Regions from separate parts of the Homo sapiens genome. Here region 2 is linked to region 1. The links are chromatin contacts, found by Hi-C in ENCODE. All regions are on one chromosome and are shown on one strand. Each heading gives the region's core, a stretch centred on a gene start or an enhancer-like site at or near the end of the contact. The rest is flanking DNA. Distances are from core to core; before and after follow the strand shown. Region 1 has its middle 41 kb from the start of LINC01107. Region 2 overlaps TWIST2 (twist family bHLH transcription factor 2).

Region 1 (4,590 bases), core at 1,664-4,163:
TTCCTCAAGGATCTAGAACCAGAAATACCATTTGACCCAGCCATCCCATTACTGGGTATATACCCAAAGGATTTCCGATAAATCATTCTACTATAAAGACACATGCACACCTATGTTTATTGCAGCACTATTTACAATAGCAAAGACTTGGAACCAACCCAAGTGCCCATCAGTGATAGACTGGATAAAGTCTACCCCTCTTCCAGAAAGTTTGTGAATAACCCACCCCTTATTTAGCATATAATTAAGAGTGGGTATAAATAGAGCCAGCCAGCAACCCACAAGTGCTACTCTGGGCCCCTCTGCCTGTGGGATAGCCCTGCTCTGCCAATGAAGCAGCCATCTTGCTGTTCACTACGCTATATAAACTTGCTTTCTTTCACTGTTGGCTTGCTCTTGAATTCTTCCCTGAATGAAGCCAAGAACCAACTCAGGCTGAGCCCCCGTTTTTGGGTTTGCCTGCATCACCTGCAGTGGAGATGGTTGGTTGTTTACCAAAATCATTTCTCCCTTCTCTCTGGACATACTGCTGGACTACATTTCCCATCCAACATGACAGGTGGGCACGGCCTGACGACTGGATTGTCCAACAAAACACAGAAAGTGTAGACAAGAGAACAGCAGAAAGTGACGCCTGCAGCCACAGAGATGTGCTCCCAGTCTCCCTCTTTTCTGACTGCTGGGGGTGCACACCACAGCGAGGCCCAAGGGCTGTGATGGAGGCCTAGGATGGAAGGTGGCTGGTCCCTGAATTACTTCTAGGAGAGGCACCATCTGCTGAGCAGGAACCCCTGCCTGGGACAGTTGCAAGAACAAGAAATCAGCTCCTTTTGTGCCAGAACCAGTATGCATGTTGAGGTCCAATCCTACAGTTAGTGATGTGGTAACAGAAATGAGCTTTGTGCTTCCATGCCCTGGGCAACTGCAGGCAGCTGAGGCCCCCATCTGCAGGTGGTCTCTGCAGGCAGAGGGTTTCTGGTGAAGGGCCCTATGGGGTTTCTGATGAGGGCCCCACAGAAACCAGAATCTCTTCCCTGCTGCTTATTTCAAATTCTGCTCGGTTGTCCCTTCCAGGCCAGGCGGGTAATCTTGCTTGTGGCCACACTCCTCTTCCTGGGACCTGAGCCTGCCCTCCTGCTCCTGAGTAGTTCATTGTGATGCTGTCTGCTGTGGCTGTGGAGTGCTACGCGCTGGCCAGCCTGAGGGCGACCTGTACCGCCTTGGCCAAACCCTTTACCCCACTGAGAGATACCTCCCTCATCTGCAGCGAGAGTCCCTACCTTGTAGGGCAGTGTGAAGGATGTCCTGAGATGGTCAGGACTTAGCACCCTGTAAGCACAAGAGCTGTTCTTGGTGGCGTTATGATCACACCCACAGATAGGGCCTCAGGCAGGCCTCAGTGTCCTCCTGGCTGGCCACGTGCTACGGATGTCCCCATGCACTTGATGTGTCAGCAGCAGAAGGACCTTCAGGAGGAGGCAACGATGGGATGAGACGAGGCTCAAAGGAGGATGTTGCCGCGCAGAGACGTTTCGGGAATATGAGGCAGGTCACCACCTATGATTCTTGTGGTAGTGGAGGAATGGTGGCGGCTGTCATTGTGACACCCACTTTAGAGACAGGAAACTGAGCTTCAGAGAGGGGGAGTCCAGGCCCCACAGCACACAGCCAGGAAAGGGCCGGGCAGAAGGGGCTTTGGGTTTTAACCTAACTCACCCCGACTGCCTGCTTCTTCACCCAGCCATCATGGAACGTCTCTGTGCCTCTTCCCTGCTCTCGTGGAGGCCTGGGTCAGGCAGCTGCCCAGAGGCAGACGTGCACTGTGACCCTAGAAGACTGTTCCAGACAGGCCAGCCCAGGCAGAGACAAAACAGGGACCTGCTCCTCATTGGTGTCACGACCAAATGCAGGGGATTTGCTAAGGGAGGCGCAGCCATGAATTGGGAGCCAGCTTCGTGCTCTGCCACTCCTTCTTGCTAATCCCTCGAAAATCCAATCAGAGCTGTTTCCCTCCATGAAACCAACTGGACACAGCACATACTGGCCGGACCTCTGCCAGCATGGAGTGGATCTTTTTTCTGTTTAAAGAACCAGGTTTCAAATGTTCTTAATAAAACGTTTATATATATCATGCAGGGTGCAAATAAATATTTTAATATAATTGGAAGAATGTAGAGAATTGTAAAAAGTTATGGAAGTTTTACTTCTGATTGGCCAAGACTCAATAAACTCTGGTTTGATGTACTCTAATTTATAGGCGTGCAAAGCCAACTCTTTGGCATCAGAGAGGCCGTTAACGTTGTAATGATGTTTAAACGCTGACAAATGAGCTGCTTGGGCGGCACCTTCAGCCCTGAGAATGGAACTGTTGGAGCTGGAGGACTTGCCTGTCCCCAGCTTTCTCCCTTCCTCCCGTGCTGGTGGAGCAGGTTAAGGGCAGGAGGACTGTTCATTGGGGCGACTGCTCCCCATCGGTTGAGGGGAGGGCACAAAGGGGACCCATGGCTTCTTTTTCACTGTTGTCCCTAATTATGGTCTTTCTCATTAAAATAACAAGGACCATTTCTGCTAGAAACGCTGACACATGTTTTTACTTTTCTGGGCCGATGGAAACCACATGTAGAATCCATTCCTTCCTTTTTTCCCTCCAAAATGCAAATGGAAGAGCTGGTCCAGGGGGTCCCCGGTTGCCCAGCCCTGAACAGAGGCTTGGGGAAGCCCCCTACTCCCACGCCAAGACGTGACTTGCGCTTCTCTGGGCACTTTGTGCCAGCCCTACCAGGGAGTGCTGCCCCGCTCCCCAGGTCTCCCTCTGCTTGCTGGCACTGGGCACTCCCAGCAGGCATAACCCGAGCAGAGCTGAGTGGTTATTTATAAACTCTCTTGAATGCCAAAGCGCCAGGAACAATCCATTCCCCCCGTTTGCAGGAACATACTTTCAGCATAACTCATCACTTTGAAGATGGGTCCAAACTTTTGTTCACATTTATTGACAGGAAGTTGTTTTTCAAAGCTCAAGTCAGCAGGCAGGCCCCGGGCCAAGAGGCTCCGCCACCTCAAGCTGGCGCGGCTCTGAGGGCCCATAAATTGTGTTAGCCTCCCACCCACCCCTCTCTCTCCCTTTTTCCGCTAGAATTTGCCCAGAGGTTGAACATTACGTTTTCCCTTTGTAAAGTTTCTTCTTAAACTTTTTCTTTCTTTCTTTTTTTTTTTTTTAAGAGAAAATCACCTATTGGAAGTGTTAAGAGGTTCTTTTCCTCTCTGAAATTCTAACCCTTTATGGTGCTCTTGAACTTCCTCTTTCCCGCATAAGCCACTCTGAGCCCTCCTTACTGCATGAAATTTCTCGGCCAAGGGTCCTCCTTCTCATCCCCCTACTTGAGCCTTGAAGCAAGAATGTCCTCCCGGGCTCTAAGAGCTCTGCCTCTCCCCAGGCCTCTCTCCCCTCAACTGGGAATCAGGAATCCTAGGGCAGGTTGTCCCAAGGCCTGGAGGGGCCATCAGGCAGGAGGACTCAGTGATGTGGGGTCTCCTGTGGCTTCTTAGCTCTCTACTCACCCCACACATTTACCCTTTGGGGCTGACCTGGGTGTCCATGACTTATAGATCTAATCCTCCCCCAACATCCCACTAATGTTCCCAAATTGTCCCGCCCCCAGTGGGACCCCTCCATTCCCCTTTAAATAGACTCTTCTCCCTACAGCCCTGAGCTCTTCCAGTTACCCCAACCAGGGACCTGGGGGTCATCCCAGACCTCTCCCAGATTCCTGCCCCTGGTTGGGCACTGAGTCCTAAGTGTTTCTGTACCAAATTTGTCTTCCTACCCCTTCACCACTGCCTGGTTTCAGGCCCTGCTCCATTTTCGGGGTCACTCCCAGACCTCGGCAGGCCAACTTCTCTGTGTCCCAGATGCCTTTTCTGTAAATCGGGGCAATGTCAGTGCCCACCCCACTGCGTGGTGGCAAGCATTTCATGGGCTCATGTTTGCAAAGCACGCAGGATGGCTCTGGGCATCTTAAGTGCCACAGGTTGTTCTCCTGCTGCCGCTTTTCTTGGGTCTCTGGGTCACCCTGTCACTCTGAGTCAGTCCATTCCTTATGCAGCCACCGAGAGGACCTTGAAACAATGCACAGCACATTCTGCCATGCCTGTGCTTGAACCCTGTGCCCGCTCTCAGTTCCCCGTGGGATCCCCCATCCCTGGCTCTGCCTGTCTGCCTCCTGTGCCCCGCTGTGTCCAGGGGCTCTGGCCTTTGGAGTTGGCCTTGTTCCTTTCTGTTTCTCCCCTGGTCATTCCCTCCCTCTCCTTCCCTGTGAGCCCCTCTGGAAGGTGTTCCTGACCCTCCACTGTCCCTTCTACCCTGTCCTGGCTCAGAGGCCCTTGCCTACCCCCACACAGGCGTGCCGTGTACTCTGCCACGAAAGCTGCAATTCTTTCTCACGATCTCTGTGTTTTCCTGCGTTTGGAGACAGGGTCTGTGCCTCAGGGATCTCTGGGCCCACGGTGCCCAGCACAGATTATGGGCATAGTAAATAAATGCTCATCTAAAACGTGTGAATGACAAAGACCAGGAGACAGACCATGGCGCAT
Region 2 (4,537 bases), core at 719-3,218, 270 kb after region 1:
GACAATTACCCCATATGGGCAAAAAATATGAATTCATAAAAGGAGAAATTCAGTTGGTCAATAAACGCGTGAAGTGTTGAACTTCAACAATAATCTAAGGAATTAGAAATAAAACAGAAGGATATTATTTTTTATTAAATTGGAAAAAATACATAATTATAAACCCCAGTATTGAGGAAGGTGGGGGAACCAGGCCATCCTATTTGCCAGAGGGAAGAAAAGCTGCACAAGCTTTCTAAAGGAATTTTGATGGTAGGTAAGAAAAGATCTAGGACTGGAAATACCCTTTGCATGAACAATTCCACTTCTAGGAATTATCTTAAGTGAATAATGGCAGAGCTGCCGAGCAACAAAGAAATTCATATCAGCTTCATTAATATTGGCGACAAAATTAAAATGTCCTGGGAAATAGGTGGGATAAACTCTGCTTGGTCCATATGCTGGAACACTATGCAGTCAGCAAATGTGTGTTGTAAGTGGATGTTTAATAAAGTGACGGCCATGATTGTAGGATGGAGCAGTTCATACGATCTCAGGTTGGAAGATCAAAGTGTGTGTGTGCATGCACGGGTGTGTTTGTCTGGAGAGACAGTGGCAAGAATGAATGTCTCTGGACCAAAAGTTGATGAAAGAGCTTCCTTTCCTTCTTATGTTTTTTTTTTTTTAATTTCTAGATTTTCTACAGATGCCCTGTATTACTTCTGCAATTTGAGAACACAAATCCAGAGGTGCCCAGTGCTTTGTAAAGATAGTGTGGCAGGCACATGCTGACCGACCCTCCCTCCAGAGAAGGGCAACTACTCCCAGTCCCATCATAAGGTGGTGCAGTGAAAATACAGCTGCCATCCACATAGGAATGCCCTCACCGCAACCCCCACTCGGTGTTAGGACTTAGGTACTTGCTGAAGTAATACAAAAGAGTGGCCTTCAGAATATATTTTTGTATCTTCTGCAATCTACATTAAAGATGCCCGTCCATCATTTTCAGAAGAGGCCTTTCGTGTTAGGATAATTCAGAAGGATGCACCCGGAATGTACCAGCGCGGCTCCCTGATGGAGCTGGCGACGTCCTTTGGCAGTGAGGGCTGTGCGGTTTCAGCTCTCCTGGCTGGCCTTTACCCGCTGGGCAGTTCCCAAATGGCGCTTCATGATGGGACTGGCGCTCATCCTCACACTGTTAGTGTTAGCATCCTCATTTCTTCTGCCTTTTTTTCACTCCTCTCTACGTAGTTGGGGATATCTGTTGTTAACCATAAACCACTTCAGCTTTGGGGAAGCAAGTGGGAAAAAACCTCAATGAACCCCTTAGCTGTTCCCCGAACCCAAATTGAGAAGAGGTGCTTTGACCCCGACTCACTCAGTGGAGCTAGAAAAAGCCCTTTCTTAGCTACTAGAGACGTTTTATTCACTTTTTACCAGGATCAAAAATGAAAACCACGTGTCCCCCTGGCCTTGTATGATGAATGACAAATGTGTGGGACTGAGGAGAGGTCGGCCGTAGAGTAGGTCTACCCCCTATCCTGGGGGCATCCCTGTGTGCCAGCTTCTCCAGAACCTACAGGGAGGAAGCACCAGGCGGCACCTCCCCAGAGGCTGGAGACCAACCAGGCACAGAATCTCTCATTTCCTTTCAGATTCTTCGCCATAATCTAATTTTCGTTAAGCCTGTCTTCCTTTACACCCTGGGCTACATTTGACGCATATTTCTGGCAAATTCTGGGACCACCTTTGCCAGATGACCAAATCCTTTTCGGAGAGATGACTGAAATATTTGTAAGTTTCCATCAGCATGGGGGGAAGGGGCTGGAGGTGAGGGGGGACCTCTCGGGCTGTGCCGTGGTATCCTCTCTTCTCCACATTACACCCCAAGCACGCGACTGTGAGCGGCGATCGGGGCCTGATCCTCAGTTCGAAGACACAGATGCTCACTGCTGTAGAGACATAAAGAAACCAAGAGGTTAACTGCCAGGGTTAGTCCCCTCCGCGGGCCTCCTGCATGAATCAGAGCCGACTGGGAGCAGGAGTGACTCAGAGCCGTGGCTTTTTGTCCTCTGGCTGTGCAAATAAACAGAGCAGGAAGGTTTGAATGGGCCAGGCCTGGAGCAGAGTGCAGGGTTGGAGGCGGCTCCCAGTTCCAAGGCGCGCCCCACCCGGCCCCCAGGCCAGGTCAGCCTGGGGAGGGGAGAACTAAGGGCACCAGGCAGCCCACCCGGCCCGGCCAAGACCAGCAGGACAGGGGCCCAGAGGCTGGTACCCTCCGAGGTGCGGGAGAAGAGGAGGTGGGAGGGTGCGGGGCCGTGGCTTGCTCTGTGGGGACACTGCCCTGGGGTCCACCCTGCCGCGGGGTCCACTTGGTATAGGCACCCACCAGGCCTGCACCCTACCCTGGGAAACACCTGTGGGGCTGTCCCCTTCTCTGAGCATCTGTGAGGGGTTTTCCTCTCCTTAGGGACCCCTGGAAGGTCCAGAGTGCAGGGTGTGTGGCCAGGCCAGGCCTGGAGATCCGCCAGGAGCAGAGAGCTCCGGAAGGCCTGCCGGGAGGACCTGGAGGATGCATCTACTGCCAGGCTCGGTGGGCCTGGCCACCCGAGGGGCCTCTTCTCTCCCCCTGCAAACTGACATAAAGGGTTTGAGAAACGATGGCAAAGCCACACGGGGTCACTCCACTCGTTGAAAGTCCACCCAGCAAGCATGCAAGCACTGGGCAAGCAAAATTATTTTCATCCTCAGAATGGTCCAGTGAGCTGGGTGCTTTCACCCCCATTTCACAGCAGGGGAAACTGAGGGACCTACGTAACTCCTCAGCTGAGAGCATAGACAGAGCTGTGGGCAGAGCCAGGAAGCAAACCCAGCCAGTCCAATTATCTAAAAAATGAGATTTTTCCCTCCATGCCAAGTATGGCCCCATCCTACTGAGTCGGGTCATTATGTCAGGGCTCTCTGCTTTAAACGACGGCGCACAGGGACCTCCCCATGCAGCAGGGAGTACCCCGGAGAGTGAGGGGGGCCTGGATCCAGCCGGGCACCTGTTGGCGTTCCTACACCCCTGCAGTCTGCTCTCAGGTGCTCCTGTGTTGGGAGCAAGGCCTGAGGCGCTCGTGTCAGGATTCCCTGCGGGAGATCGGGTAGCTTCAGCCTGGGCACAGAAGCCTCTGGGTCCAGAAGTGAGCAGATCAAACCCCTGCCCTACTCACGTCACCCACCTGGCGTCTCCTGGCTTTGGGTGGCCCAGCCACATGCCTGCAGGTTGAGTCTTTGAATTTGCAGGGCCAGGGCCAGCTGTGCCATCTGGTCTTTTGGAACTTTTTTTTTTTTTTGCTGTGGCATTAGACAGGCATCCCCTAACCCAGAGAACCCTCACTACCACTGCTCAGAGGTCCCTTTTTATACGTGGTGCCAGTGAATACACCAATTTAGATGCTCTGTGTAGGTAGGAAGCAATCCCCACAGTCTGTGCGATGTCACCTTGTGTGGTGGAAATGCCATTCGCTGTGATGAACCCTTTCCAGTCACTCCACCGTACAGTGCCCCGCCGGGGTCGGATCGGCCCTTCTTCCTGGTCCCATCTCCCGGGATCTGCTGTCCCCTCTTCAGGCCCTTCTTTGTGTGGTTAGCCTGGGGTACCTTTCCCAGTCACTGATCTGACTCCGTCGCTTAACCTGTTAATGGAATAGCATGGACGATGCACCCCACACTGCATCTGGTGTTACTGGGACCCACTGAATGTAGGTTCCTTTACCCCCATTTCACCTGCTGCCAGCAGGATGGCCAGGCCTGCCAGGCACCGCCCAGGTTCCCCATGGCACGGGCCCTGCCTGCTCTTCTGTGAGCTGCCTCTGAGCCCTGGGCACCCTCCATGGCGAGCTCCCCAGGCCAGGAGCATGTCTGTCCTTTTCACCCTGTACCCAGCACTTGGAGCAGTTGCCAGTAAGAACAGGGGTGAGGAGATGAGCAAACCCACATGCTTGTTCTTAAAGCATGGCACCTTCGGCCAGGCACAGTGGCTCACACCTGTAATCCTGGCACTTTGGGAGGCTGAGGCAGGCAGATCACGAGGTCAGGAATTCGAGACCAGCCTGGCCAACATGGTGAAACCCCGTCTCTGCCAAAAATAGAAAAATTAGCTGGGCATGGTGGTGTGTGCCTGTAATCCCAGCTACCTGGGAGGCTGTGGCAGGAGAATTGCTTGAACCCGGGAGGCGGAGGTTGCAGTGAGCTGAGATCGCGCCACTGTACTCCAGCCTGGGTGACAGAGCGAGACTCCACCATGGAAAAAAAAAAGAAAAGCACGGCGCCTTCATGTTCCATGCCTTCACGCTGCTCTCCCTTGACTGGAATCTCCCTTGTGCCCGACAGGACTACCTCCAGTGTCCCCTCCTTGGGGAGCCTCTAACCACCCTGCTGGCATTTGTGGTGACTCCTGAGGCCTCGTATATCCCCTAGCGGCCTGGCAGCTGCGACGGTTTGTCTGCCTGTCACCCCGGGAGCACCTTCAGGACTGTGTCCTTGTCATGTATCCGGATGCCCGGCTCAGCCC

The links. Hi-C counts contacts between places; a loop is a spot of excess contacts on that map. Pooled maps may share reads with other maps.
Region 2: a map of ascending aorta shows a loop between it and region 1 (1.9-fold over the local background). The contact joins two enhancer-like sites. A Hi-C loop is called at or near these places in 2 of 168 maps with a recorded cell type or tissue (ascending aorta and endothelial cell of umbilical vein) and 4 of 50 pooled maps.

What each region holds. Positions count from the first base shown.
Region 1 is chr2:238,594,383-238,598,972 of GRCh38, forward strand. No RefSeq gene overlaps it. Among named protein-coding and RNA genes, the nearest start is that of LINC01107, 41 kb to the left of the region's middle. Within about 2 kb of position 2,914, at least 18 of the 41 ENCODE cell types and tissues checked have a DNase peak (open chromatin) inside an H3K27ac peak, as active enhancers do; they include ascending aorta, where a contact is called at or near this core.
Region 2 is chr2:238,862,388-238,866,924 of GRCh38, forward strand. All of the region lies in intron 1 of TWIST2 (twist family bHLH transcription factor 2), which reads left to right. Among named protein-coding and RNA genes, the nearest start is that of TWIST2, 17 kb to the left of the region's middle. RefSeq lists enhancers at 1,821-2,115, 2,385-3,002. Within about 2 kb of position 1,969, at least 20 of the 41 ENCODE cell types and tissues checked have a DNase peak (open chromatin) inside an H3K27ac peak, as active enhancers do; they include ascending aorta, where a contact is called at or near this core.